Linked DNA regions of Homo sapiens: region 2 is linked to region 1. The links are chromatin contacts, found by Hi-C or POLR2A ChIA-PET in ENCODE. All regions are on one chromosome and are shown on one strand. Each heading gives the region's core, a stretch centred on a gene start or an enhancer-like site at or near the end of the contact. The rest is flanking DNA. Distances are from core to core; before and after follow the strand shown.

Region 1 (6,962 bases), core at 2,366-4,865:
CATGGTAGGAAGTGGGTTAAATTATTCTTCATTTAGGTGTGTCTGACTACTAGAGTTTTTTTTCCAATGAAGTGTTCATTTCACCAAAAAGATTTTTTAAGAAAACACAAAGCACAGCAATTTTTATTAGATAGGAGGTAAGGTGAGAAGTTATTGAACAAGGGCCTAGGTTGTTGTCTTCCTAAACAGTAACTCCCTGATTTCTTATCCCTTCCTTCCCCAAATATTCAGTCAGTAAATAATATAAAATCCCACAGTATTTTTCTTCTTCAAATGAATCATTATTTTTAGAAATATTTCTGCAATTCATAACATTCAGCATAAGAATCCCTGGGTGCAACTGAAATCCAAGAAAAATTGTAAACAGTGCTAGATCACCCAGCATGAAGATAAGCACAGGGGTAAGACAACAGCAAAACATGGCCAGCAAATAGTGAGGAAAGTTGAATCTTAAAGTACTTATTCAAAAATTTGAAATGTATGAATCTAGAAAGAAGCCATTTGAATTTTGACATTCATGAAAGTGTTCTGCTTTGTGGTTTGGTGTGGTTGGTATTTTGATTTGTATATGAATAAGGAGGAAGGCCATAATCTTTAACAGTGTTCGGAGTCACAGGATCTTAGTATGGTTGTCAATGTGAGTTGTGGAACTGGTAGTAAAGGGAGTCCCCTCTTCTGAAGAGTGGCATTGAGCTAGAGTCATCACATGATGGGCCTGTCTTCTCCTTCCACTTAGGCAAGAAGCATCAACCTGGACCTTCTCTGTAGAGTGTTTACAGGCATGAATTTAAAAAACCCGATTTTCTTTTTCTACCTTTCCGCTTCTACATGACAATCCTGTAAATTCTGTCTCTACAACTTAAATTTTGTCCTCAAACTAGGGGAAGTGTCTGCTAAATTCTAATGGCATGGTGTTGGCTTCCAGTAACATTCTCCCATCTCTCCTTCTCATAGGATCCCTTAGTTATTGGGGGAAGCCACACACCTATCTGAAACACTAAATAGCTCAGGCTGCCTTGAATCTAAGTCTGTCCATTTGACTAAGTTCTGGCAAGTTAAAGGCTAGCAGAATAAATGGGACTGCTTAAAAGACTCCTTAAAAGGCAAGGAAGCACTTTCCTCCATTCCTTCCTACTCCCCCTCCTTCTGTCTGTCATGTGGATGTAATACTACAGCCACCATCGTGAACTGTGGATCTGAGGACCAAAACTAGGGATGGCAGAGTGGGGAGCGGGAAGGAATGTGGCTTTCTAGTGACTTTGTGGAGCTGCCTTCCACTCCTGTACTGTTCACATTTGGCCTTCTTCTACCAAGACAAGAGATGCGCAGTTCATCATTAGATGGGACTTTTATTTTATTTGCAGCCAAACCTAGTCCTAACTAGTACCTCCATTGAATAGGAGAAGGGTTCCTGCCAACTCCCAAAGACCGAGAATGATAAGGGTTGCAGTTTCATTTGGTGTAATGTTCATGTTGTTTAGAAGTCCACGGGCCATGGTTCCAATCCCAGACTTGTCACTTAATGGCTTTGCTACCGAATTATTTGGAGGCTCATATACTAATTTGTAAAATAGAATTAATATCTACCCCACGGAGTTGTGGGATTAAATGAGAACACATGAGAAGTGCCAAACTGGTGACTGCCATAGGTGTTCCAAATGTATTAGCTTCCTTTTACTTTCCAATTTGCTTTGCTTTGCTTTTATTAGGAAGATGTCAGTTCCTCTATGTGTATTATTTAAGGTGTTACAAAATGTTAATAGGCAGCTATATCCTGAGAAGCTAGTGAGTCAGAGTGGGGCAGTCAGAACTACAGTCTGTACTGTAAGTTCAACAGAAAAGGAGTGTTCATCATTCACTCAACTCAAGGCCTGTTACTCTGTGACAAACTAACGGAGAGCTGGAGCCAGTTTTCTGGTGGGAATAGGGACATGATGAGTTGGTGTAAGAGAGCCAAAGCCTTAATAATGGGAGACAGGAGATCCGTTTTTGTGATCAAGAAAGCACATGTGAAAATGCTCATAGGAACAAGATGGTATCTCACAATTCAGGCCAAGCTGAAGGCATGTATAAGATGGGATGACTCTGCAAGTATACAAAACAGTGACCTTAAACCCCATAAATGGCTCCCTAAAACACCTATGGTTATATTTTGTATTATTATTGACCATCAGAAGCTGGTTTTAGAGCAAAGCATAACTTATAACTAAGAATATTAGGTAATTGATATTCCTTGATCTTTCTAGTTACAAAGTTGTTTCAGCTATTTCATATAGTTACCGTCATTATGCATTTTCCTTGTGTTTTTTTTTTCCCCTTTATGCTAACTTGGATATTGCTGCACCCAGATCTTGGAAAGGTTAAGTTGAGATAGTTTTAATTTGGTGATTCAACAAATGGAGGACAATGGTCTAGTTGTCTCTATAGGGAAAGAGAGATAAAATACAGTTATGTATCACACAAAGTTTTGGTCACAGACCACATATATGATGGCAGTCCCACAAAATTATATCATATTTTACTGTACCCTATGTTTAGATGTATTTAGATATACAAAAACTTACCACTGTGTTATAATTGACTTCAATATTCAGTACAGTAACATGCTGTTACATGTTTATAGCATAGGAGCAATATACTCTATACCATATAGCCTAGGTTTGTAGTAGGCTATACCATCTAGCCTTGTGTAGGGTGTCCAAAAGTAGCCTTGACAAAATAGCCTAATGACATATTTCTAAGATGTATTTCTTTTGTTAAGTGATGCATGACTTTATACATTGGCCTTGCCCTCAAATAGCTTGAGATCTAATTGGGAACTAAGAGGGTAAATATATAGAAAACTAATTTTCATATAAAGCATAATCTGACAAAGCCCAAAATAAAGATGTAAGCAACATATTGTGAGAGCATAGACAAGGCAATCGTTTTTAGTGGTGGGAACTGTTGCTAAAGAGACAACAGAATGAAGAATTTTGGTAGAGAGTTATAAAGTGGCTCATAAACTGGAGGAAGAGTATGACAAAAAGAATGATATGAAAGTGTGAAAAGTTGTTTAAGTAATCATGACTAGTCTCCTGGGTGACTGGAAAATAGAGACAGTAGTGGAAGAGAGGAGAACATGCTCATGGACAGTGTTGAATGGTAAGATAGGAGGTTTTATTTATTTTGATTGACCAACTGACATCATAAAGATTTCAGAGCATGAAGGCTTATCTTTGTGTCCTTATAGCCTATAGCACAACATTAGTATATGGCAGGCACATTGCTGTATGTGAATGGTGAGTAAATGATTAGAACAGGGAGCGGTATGTGGGATGAATTGGAGCACTGAGAAAAGTGTGATCAGGTCTTGGAGTCAGTCCTGGTAAAAGGTGTTGGATGCCTGATCTTGGTGTGGAAATGAGAGGTTACATATAAGATTCTGAATATCACCCTCTTGTGGACAATACTGATTAATGGTCTTGGAATTCAATGGAGGGAAGTCACTTGGATGGAGATAAATTCTGAAAAGAGAATTGCCTTGGAGCTTATGGACTTACCATCCTCAGCAAGGATCAAGTTACATCACATGCTGTGATGAACAGGGCAGCAGGCGAGGATTTTGTCATGTACACTCTTGACTTCGCCTTTGGGTATCTGTGCCAAGAATGCCCGGGGTTTGATTTTTGGGTGCGGTGCTGTCCACTCACTCTAATGCCCAGGGAGGCATGTTGACAAGGATGGGTGGCTGATGGGGGATTGCTGAGCTATTTCTTGGCAAATCTCCGTGGGGAGGCGTTCCCCAAATACCACAATCCTGTTATTTTTGAGTAATGGACTGAACCCAGGTGCCTGATTGGACAGGGCCACTCCCCATTTCTTCCAGATAAATATTTGGTTGCCAGGAGGTTATATTTAAATGAGAAATACCTCCTTAGGAAGTTGTTGCCTAAGAATTCCTGCAGAGGGCAGGATCCCATCCCTGCTGGGGAATGCCTGAGAAGGGCGCCAAAATTTATCCTGTACTCACTATGATACATTTAGTGTGATGGCACCCACTTTGAGGTTCTATAATAGTTTGTATCTCTGAATGACAAGAAAGCTCATCAATGCTAGAGATGTTGCATTTCTTCTAGGGAAGGGCTCCTAGTCTTTAGCGTCGTAATAGCAAGATCCTGAAACGCAGATGGAATGTATGTCAGAGATTTGGCTTTTATGAAAGGAAGGAATCAGTTCTCCAAAAAAGAGCTGAATCTTTTCTGGAACCTGAAGCACCGAGTACAGAATCTAGGAAGCTAGAGACTTTGGATCTTTCAGGCTTTAGGGTGCTCTTTGTTCTCGCTACTTGTGAACATTGAATGTTGGCTTTTCAAGCCTTGTCAATTTAGCATGTGTATTTTCTCTATGACGAGAACCCTCTTATTTCATACATTTTCCTCCAGAAAATGGGATATTAAGACTCAACAATTAAATTTCTAACTCTTTGGGCATCATCTGTCTTTAGAAATACAAGAGTTAACATCCTGAGGTTTTTTTTTTTCTTTTTTTCTTTTTAAAAAAGAACAAAACAAGAGCTAAAGCACACAGAAAAAAAAGGCACAAGGCAAAACATAAGCAGAAAAGACTATCACTAACTTTCTTGGTGAAAGTTCAATGTTTTGGGTACTCCAGTAAAAATCCATCCTAAACATACATTTTCCATAACAATGTGTGGTCTCAAGGTCGTAAACTGTGACTCTCTGTCTCCATGATTTTCTAAATCTTCTTTTAATCACCAGCCATATATTATTTTGTTTTCGTTTTTCACTTTTTGAATCCTTTTGCATTAGGAGTTGTAATAATATTTGCTGATGTGGATCACTTCATAGAGGGGAGACCTTACTTAGGTGCGCCAGTTTAAATACAAGTGAGAAGAGGCATGTTCAAGAAATTGTATTGAGTCCCGGAGCTGTGCAGGGTGTATTTCCTGAGAACTCATCTGGAGGAATGGCATGTGTGCTGGGGATACTTGGCAGAGGATTTGTTTCTTCTGATTCATTGCAGAAAAAAAAACCCTGTTAATTATGATGTGTTTAGAGCCTTCCAAGATGCTATAAATATAATTCAAGAAATAAAAGTAGGTGAGAAGAAATACAAGCTTTTGGAGCTACAAGGGATTTTTCAGCGTTTGCTTTAATCTCCCTCATTTTACAGTGGTCTTAGGGGACTGTGGTCAAGAATTCCATGGCAAAGCTGAGAGTAAGACTTAAAGATGGGTAAACAGCTAAGGAGTTTTTTCATTGACCTAAATTTACAAATTCTAGCATTTTTTGGTTTTGTTCTTTTTATGTCACCAGGAAAAAGGAACATGCTCTGTGGAAACATGGAGGAAATGGAGCATTGGTTGAGTAGATATAGAGTTTTGACTTTTCATAAACAGGCTCCCTGACGTTGGCTATCTTTTCTCTTCTCTGGATCTTCTTCTTCTTCTTCTTCTTCTTCTTCTTCTTCTTCTTCTTTTTTGTCTGTAGAGTAACGAGAGCACAAACTAGCTATGTTGTTCAAAGTCCGATCTTCAGAAATAAAATTTGATAATTTAAAATTGCTTTCTGGCTACTTTTAAGAAAAATAATAATAACATGCTGAAGAGAGAAAAAAAAAAAAGGTCCAGGTGGTTTTACAGAAATTATACCATATTGGAGGGAACATGCCTGGATATCCGTGTCAGGAATTTTGAATTAGATCTCATCCCGGCATTGAACTCCTCATGCCTTTGTAAATTGTTGTGGATGAGGAAAAGGCTTTCAAATTGCTTCTGAGATTTCAAATACATTCTACTTGTCTGAAATCCATGCAGTTCCCTTGGGCAGTTGCTGGGTGGCAGCAGAAGTGCTCCAGTGGTAGACTGTGGAACCTCAGAATGGCAGTGCTGGAGGCTGCAGTGTTCCCAGGCTCAGTCAGCACTGAATGTGGAGCCCAGGTCCCCACGCCAGTGAGGCATGCAGCTGGAATGGCTGGTAGGGCTAGGGTTGGCAGGCAGGGAGATCCTTTCTTTCCCACTGTTTGTCACTGGCCATGTGAAAAAAGTGGTTAATACAGTAGCCACTACAATGCATTAAATAGCCACTGTGGATGAGACACTGTATTCGGCTCTTTAAATATGTCATTGTGACTTCAAATATCATCACTATCGGGTGCCATTATGTCCATTTGCAGCTGAGGAAACTGAAGCAGAGAAAGATTAACAAACATCCTGAAGGCCACAAAGCTAGCCAGTGCTTTACCTGAGATGAAACACAGATCCGTATGACATTGAAACATGTTTTTTCCTACCATGAGACTACTCAAAATAATGATAATAATAATAATAAAGCCAGCAGCAAAAATCTAAATCTCATTTCTATTTTTATGCTCATGATACGTTAGCATCCTGGAATCTGCAAGGGCTTTGCTTGCTCATTATTTGATTGGGTACACACACAAACACACACACACTTTCATAGTGAAGGCAGGAGAGTGGTTGACTTTTGATTTTAAAAAGGAAGAAACTGAGGCCCACTAGAATGTGAAGTCACTTTACTAAAGTCCTTGGGAAATGACGGTAGAGCTGGGTTTCTTTATTCCTAGGTGAGGTAGGGCGTTTTCTACTGTAACACAGTGCCTTGAAGGGATGGGTTGCTTTAGACGAATACATGGGCAATCTTATAAAATCAGTTGGCTCAAAGGTAGAGAAACAGCCCACCTGAGTGCAGAGTTGAGATGGCCTCTATTCACATGATGGCCTTTGTCTGTCAGCACTAGTTGACTCCTGCCTGTGTTTATGATGATGCCTGTCTCATCTGCAGCTGTTTGCAGAGTCTTGCATATAGTATATGTCTAACTTAAGCTTGCCCACATGCACATAAAGGAACTGTGAATATGTTGTTTCTTTACTGAAGGCCCTCAGTGGGTGCCAACATTCAGACAAATCTTGATAAATGTGCCATAGCAGAAAATAGAAA
Region 2 (6,962 bases), core at 1,765-4,264, 630 kb after region 1:
TAAATATCACCCTTCAGTTATGTACATTGATTTAGCCAATACTATCTCTATCAAAATGGGTGAATTATTTTTATTAAATAAGAATGTATATTACTTTATGGGATAACATTGGATGGCATGAATACAATATAATGCCTTAGACTTATAAAATAAACTTTTCAGAATAACAAAAATATATACTAGAGATATCAATTTGTTTTTCTATTTATAGATATAATCACATTATAAAGATATGTTCATATAGGCAAGCAGGTGCAGCCAAAATATTCAATTCTTAGTCCTTGCAGTCTAGGTGATAGAGTGCCAGAAATGAAACAGTTAATTCAATTATGCTAGCATGAGGAATATAAAAGAGCTATAAAAATGATTAATAATTGATCTGTCATTTGGGCTCTTTCAATTTTAATTTTTATTTTTTCAGTAGTTCTATTTGTATGAATTGGTAGTTCATGACTTTTATTTACTCTTAGCTGTCTTCTGGAGTAAAAGAAAAACCTACTTTTAAAAAAATGCATTTGCTTAGAATTATTGGGTCTGTTAAACCCTTTTACAAATACAAAATGCACTATGGAAACTCGGCGATTTTCTTCTTTTTCATGTCTTGAGACTTTATTTTAGCCGTTCTAGAAATTGCTTTATTTTTATCCATCAATTCTAATGAGTAAAAAAAGAATAAAAACCAAGAAGAATGGTGGGATTGCCCAAAACCGTGCTGTCCAATATGGTAGTCACTAGCTACATGTAATTATTGAGCACATGGATGGAGCTAGTCAAAACTGAGATGTGCTGTATATGCAAAATACACATTAGACTTCAGGGACTCAAAAATATAAAATAACTCCTTGATAATTGTTTAAATTAGATGTTGAAAATAAATATTTTGGGTTAAATATACTGGAATTAATTTTACCCGTTCCTTTATATGCTTACTACAAAATTTAAAATTATGTAAATGGATTTCATTGTAGTTCTATTGGGCAATTAGCTAGAAAGATGATGTAATAAGAAGCCTGTTAGGATGATGAAATGAAGTTACTATTTACTATTGTGTAATTATCCAGGTTTTTTGGTTTTTTACTGGGTTGCTCATTAGTATTGCATCAGTTTTCAACAAAGTATAGAATAGGAGACAATATCTTTGTAGTTAGGATTTTTCATTTTCTCCCCATAATGGTAAAGATATTAAAACTGACAGAGAAAAGCATTTCAAAATTGTTACATCAGAATATGAATACAAAACACAATGGCACTCTAGACTCTGGTGATGGTGAAATGGCTTGTGTAAGTTTGAGTTTTCATGTAATGATATCCTAGATGAATTTTCTCAAGCACAAGGCTCAGTGGCCAAGGAATAAAGTTTTAAAGATAAAAAGGGTATATGCTTACTTTAATCTAGATAGTTCTTCAATAGGAAGAATTTTACCATTTAAGGTTACAACAATAATCTGACCATCCGATTTTCTAAAAGGACATGCGATAGTATTATTTTAGTTCTAATGATTCTTGTGCACCAAAATTTACCAATATACTTCACAAGTGGACAAATAAAGGCTGGTGAGTATCAAAGGTAATCGGAAGAAAAATGAGGTAGAAACTTAACTCATTGGATTAATCATTCTAATTGGTGTTTAAAAAGTATTTTGCGGTTTTGGAGTGAAGAACATAGTCATCCTCTCTTCAACAAAGGCATGAGCCATCAAGGATTCAAAAAAAATAGTTCAAGTGTTTTATGTTGATGATGTAAATACAAGAAAAGCAATCAGAAGTAATGATGTTAGAACTTCTTATCAGAGGTGCATTTGAAATCAATACTTACAAGGTAGCTATGTCCCAAATTTCATGGTAGTTCATGAGCAGTTAATTGCATTCAGAAGGTATTTTCTATTTCATGTACATGTGCCACTGAAATCATTAACAAAATTTTAGATTTACTATGTTTATATTAAAATTTCTTATAAAATTATTCTTCACCATATATTCTGTTATTTATAAAATTACTAAAATAAAAATATAAAGCATTAATTAGACCCAGAAGATACGGATAATGACTACTGCACTGAGAATTATTAGAATAATTTATCTAATATTGTTATAGAATGCCAAAAACCTAATGTTCATTAAAGACTCTTGAATTATCTAAAATCTGCATAGAATCTCTGAGATTCCAAGAACATATTTGTGCTTTTGGGTGCAGTTTCTGAATTATCTAAGAAGGTAACCCAAGGACTTTCCTTAGTATACTGATTTATTTTGTATTCCTAGTAGCAAAATAAAAGTATGGAATAAAGGCCTGCACATAGGTGGGTAGACATTGGAACCTTCCTAGATCCAGGAAAGATAACTTTAATCTTGAGTCAGGGCATCCACAGACTGGCAGAAGGCAGTGGTTATTACCCGTTTTGCCATTCTTTCTCTTTCATATACTACAGTTGTCTTACTAGGTAAACTGGAACATAGGACACTTTCAGCCTTGAGTATGGATTTCCTAGCTTCCTCTTTGTACCCATAAAAACTTTGGTGTCCATTATCATTCTTCCAAATTTGATTTACACTATGCCTTTTCCCCTGGTGCTTCAGACTCATTCCAAAAAAAGTTATGCAGATGTGTAGATTTCACGGAAATATGAAGATCCAGAGTGAAAGGAACACTTGACTGAGAGGAGTCTGGTGACTTGGGCCAGATGCTTAATCTTCTGCATTTCAGTTTCAACATCTGCCAGATGAGAGGTCTGAACCCCTAACTTGTCAGTATTTCAGTAATAGCTTTTGGAAGAAAGCCGAAGGATGGCATGAAACAACTCTTCCAATATAGAAATGGGGTTAGCGTTTTCAGAAAAAATTCAGCAGTCTCAAAGCTCTAATCTTCGTTAAATGCAGACCTAAAAGTGTCGGGAATCTTGTTCCTTCTTTAGAAAGGTTTTTCATAGAGCACTAACCATATATATTTTTCTCAGATAAGAGTAGTTCACTAATTTAACTTTGTGGGTTTACAGTCATGTTGGGTGTGTCCTTGAAATTTATGAGATTTGTAACTCCTTACACTAATCCTGACTCTGTCTATGTGCCAGGTGGGTGGCAAGTACTGGCAGGTGAACTTCCCTTTTGTGATTCTGATTAGAATTCTAGGCCTAGCACACTGGAGGACCAACGTTTTGCAATTCAAGTAAAAGTCTGACACAGGACGAGGAACAAAAATTTTTTGCAGAGAGAGTTTGACATCAGAAACACCAGGCAGAAAATAACGAATCCTGTGAGCGCTTTAACTCATCTGACATTTGCTCTGTAATTGGAAACGCTATTATTTTTCTGTGAAAGAAATTATGGTGACTTTGAATATGGTTCAATATTCCGAAATTCTAGGACTACCTTCTATAAGTAAGTTGATTACTCTGCAGTGCAGTGGCACAGTCATAGCTCACTGCAGCCTCGAACACCTGGGCTCAAGCAATCCTCCTGCCTCTGCCTCTTTAGTAGCTGAGACTACAGGTGTGTGCCACCAAAACCGCTAATTTATTTTAGTTTTCGTAGAGATGGGGTCTCGCTCTGTGGCCTAGGCTAGTCTGGAACTCCTGGCCTCAAGCAATCCTCCTGCCTCTGCCTCCCAAAATGCTGGGATTACAGGTATGAGCTACTGCGTCCAGCCTGCTCTTCTGTATTTTAGCTAAGCTTGCATCAGCGGTCTTCAATATTTCTCCAACTTATCAATACCTTCCTAATACGATTTTGTCTCACTAATGATTAAATGTTAGAGAAAGCACTTGAAAGCACTCGCAATCCCTAAAGTACAGAAATGGTGGAATTTTAAAAGAGAATGAAAGGAGAAAGAGAGAACAAAAAGATCAACCCATTGTCAGATTCTGGACTGTGAAATGAATAGAGAAAATTCTGCTGTGTCATTTCATGGGGCCTCTTGCCAAATGCGTTTTGGAAATGTTTAGAAAGTTCGTTCTAAAGAATTCTGGAATTACGTGGCATCCAGGTACCAGCACATTTGGTATCTCAGAACAAATGCTGACATCCGTAAATATCCAATGGCAGTCATGAAATAATATTCTAAGAAATAGAACACTTTTGTGAACCTTGCCCACGCAGAAGAAGCCCTAGGAAATATTTGCCTAACAACACCTGGTGTTCAACATGGCTTTCAGGACACTGAGAAGTAAATATATATATATATATATTTTTTAAAAATATATATATATAAATATATATATGCATATATACAATTTTTGTTTTTACTGCTTGGGGATAGGAACATCTCAATATCCCTTTTCCTTATCTTTTGCTTTCTCGGGGTCCCACTGTCACCCTAAGTAATTGGCTTATAAGCAGCACAAACTCTCAGCAAAATGATACGAAAGTTGTCTTTGGAATATTCCATTCCCATGCCTGTCTTTCTTTTCCCTTTCTGCTGAAGACATTCACATTTTCTTTTTTACTTTCTCTACTCAAACCTGATGTTCCTAGCTAGGTGGTAATTTCCTTGATGGTGCATGAGATACCACGGTTATATGCATTTTGCCAGGAGTTTCTAACCATGCCTTGGAGGTGGTTACCTGCCACTTATTCTTACCAATCCCCACTTTAAGGCCCACGATTCTTTCAAGAGTCACATGTAAGACAGGAAGCCATGGCTAAGCCTAGTCTCACCAAAGGCCCAGCAGAAGGCGTAATACTGTCCAGTGGCTGGCCAGTGTTCAGTTAGCATTTGGCAATCAATAGAGTTCTGTCTTCTCAGATACAGCCCTTCTTCTCCCCTGGTATAATATCCTATTCATAAGAACATAGTTTGGCTGGCTCTCTCCTCCATCTTTCATCTCCTTAGCCTCATTATTTCTTGTCCTGGGGTACAATACCACAGTCTTTGCTCATCATCACAGCCTCTGTAACACTTTGACCTCCCTTGGTAGAGTATCAGGAGAAGTGAATGTCTGCCTCTTTCCCATGATTGTAATGCATTCTTTCCTTCCCTGAGGAAAAGTGCTTCCCTGTCTCTTGGCTGAAAGACTAATTTTTTTTTTTTTTAAATGAACTCCACTCCAATTATTTCCATGATATTCTTGTGTAATACCAGTCTTTCCTCCTCATGTTGAATGGGTTGGGTGCCTTCAGTGAGGAGACTAGAGGTGGTAAACATTGGGAAAATGAAAGAATCTGATGGAGCAGGTGGAGCTCAGCAAAGGTCTGTGTGGAGGCTACACATGGGCTTTGGTGAGGGATCTCCTTGTGCTTCCTGTCCCAGGGGTTACTCAGCTGCCTTTGACAGACTCTCATATGTGCAAGGCACTGTGGGAAATTCAAAGTTGAAAAATACACAGCTCTATGAATCACAGAAGTTTAGACCTAGAAGGAACTTAAGAGCCATCTAGTTTAAACTCTTCATTTTCTGGAGTGGAAAACTGAGGCCCAGGCAGGAAAAGGAACTATACAGATTCTCACAGCAAGGCAAAGAAGAACCAGGTGATCCAGACTTCCCTTTCTCATTTGTAGTACAACCTAACTCCACCTCTACTTAGAAGAAGTCTCTCTTCCATACCACAGTGATGCCCTTGTTATTGCTGTTGCTATTTCTCAATGGAACTTGTCAATGAATACTTTTGAGTGCTGCTTAGGAGTGACTCCTTCTCTCACTCTGTTTGCTTTACTCTTTTTCATCCCCATGCTGGTTTTTACCACAAACACCCCTGGCCTAAAGAACTCTGGAATTCACACAATGGGTCTTGGCTTTCGCATCTCTAAGAGGAAAGAGGCTGGAGTAAAAGATCTCAAAGTCCTCTACTAGCTTCAGTGTTCTAGAAATGTACATTTCACCATGAGGTAGGCCACCATTTAAGGAAGAAAATGGGATTTTCATTACATACTGACATTACTTAGCTAAAATTAAGAGGCCTTAAGAATTAATAACATTTAGGTAAAAGCTGTGAAAGGTGCTAACAGGAATTGCTGGGATAAAAGCAAAGATTTGTGCAACAGCTGTAGGTATTTTCCATGACAATCTTCCTTCATAGCATGACTTTCAGCTGGGACACCCTCTTCTAATCTCTCAGGAAACAGAAGAGATGACGTCAACGTAGGGGAAAAGAAGTGGCAATTTTCTAGTTTATATATTTAAAAAAATACAATCAAGTAAAACATAGCTAAAGAGTATCTGTCAATAGGTCTGATGATCTAGATGGATTGTATAAATAAATATAAAATCTTTATATTCTTAATATATACTGATTCACTGTTTCCTAAAACATTTCATATAAATTATCTTGTTTATTTCCTCAACACTGTGGAATAGACAGAGCAAACATTGTCAGTACAAAGGGCGGAGGAAGCTGAGCCTCTGAGAAGTTACAGGCATGTCTAAGTTCACAAAGCTATTATAGTCAGTGGTAGAATCAGCAAGTCTTTCTATTCTAGTTTGGCTCTTTTTTTCCGTGGTACTGTTGTCTCCAATCAGAAAATAAGTTCTCAGCGGGTCACTCTCTTAGGCTGCACACACACGCCTCAAAGAAAAGAATTCTGTGGACTTTCCCTGGTTGGAGACAGAGTATGCGTTCCAAAATCTGTCAGCCCTAGATTGCATCCAACTAACCTAGGCCCCTCAAGCCCCTTATTGAAAACATAACCCTTCTATCACTGGCCATTGTCAGCAGGATAAAGCCTATCTAACTTTGTCACTAATTTGCCCTTTAAGTCTAATATTATCTGATGCTCCAACCAATTCTATTTACTCAACATTCCCAGCTAGAATGTAATCTTCACAAGGCAGGTTTCCTTGCGTTGTTAATTGATGAAGCCTACTGTAGCCTTCACTCAATAACTATTTGTAGAATTCAACAAATCAGTTCTTGAATTTTCAGGTATCTGTGCATTTTCTATGCTGTTCTCTTCAACAGAATGCTTCGACCCTACTCTCACCCATCTCAGTCTACCTCTTCTTGTCTTTCAAAAATTACCTCAAACATTACTTC

The links. Hi-C counts contacts between places; a loop is a spot of excess contacts on that map. ChIA-PET counts read pairs that join two places held with the same protein, here RNA polymerase II (POLR2A). Pooled maps may share reads with other maps.
Region 2: a map of mammary epithelial cell shows a loop between it and region 1 (5-fold over the local background). The contact joins two enhancer-like sites. A Hi-C loop is called at or near these places in 1 of 168 maps with a recorded cell type or tissue (mammary epithelial cell), 3 of 37 single-sample maps with no recorded cell type and 3 of 50 pooled maps. POLR2A ChIA-PET finds 5 or more read pairs at or near these places in 1 of 52 experiments (MCF 10A).

The regions. Positions count from the first base shown.
Region 1 is chr3:189,264,581-189,271,542 of GRCh38, forward strand. The region is part of intron 4 of TPRG1 (tumor protein p63 regulated 1); the gene reads left to right. Among named protein-coding and RNA genes, the nearest start is that of TPRG1-AS2, 27 kb to the left of the region's middle. Within about 2 kb of position 3,616, at least 2 of the 41 ENCODE cell types and tissues checked have a DNase peak (open chromatin) inside an H3K27ac peak, as active enhancers do; they include mammary epithelial cell, where a contact is called at or near this core.
Region 2 is chr3:189,897,722-189,904,683 of GRCh38, forward strand. No RefSeq gene overlaps it. Among named protein-coding and RNA genes, the nearest start is that of MIR944, 71 kb to the left of the region's middle. Within about 2 kb of position 3,015, at least 2 of the 41 ENCODE cell types and tissues checked have a DNase peak (open chromatin) inside an H3K27ac peak, as active enhancers do; they include mammary epithelial cell, where a contact is called at or near this core.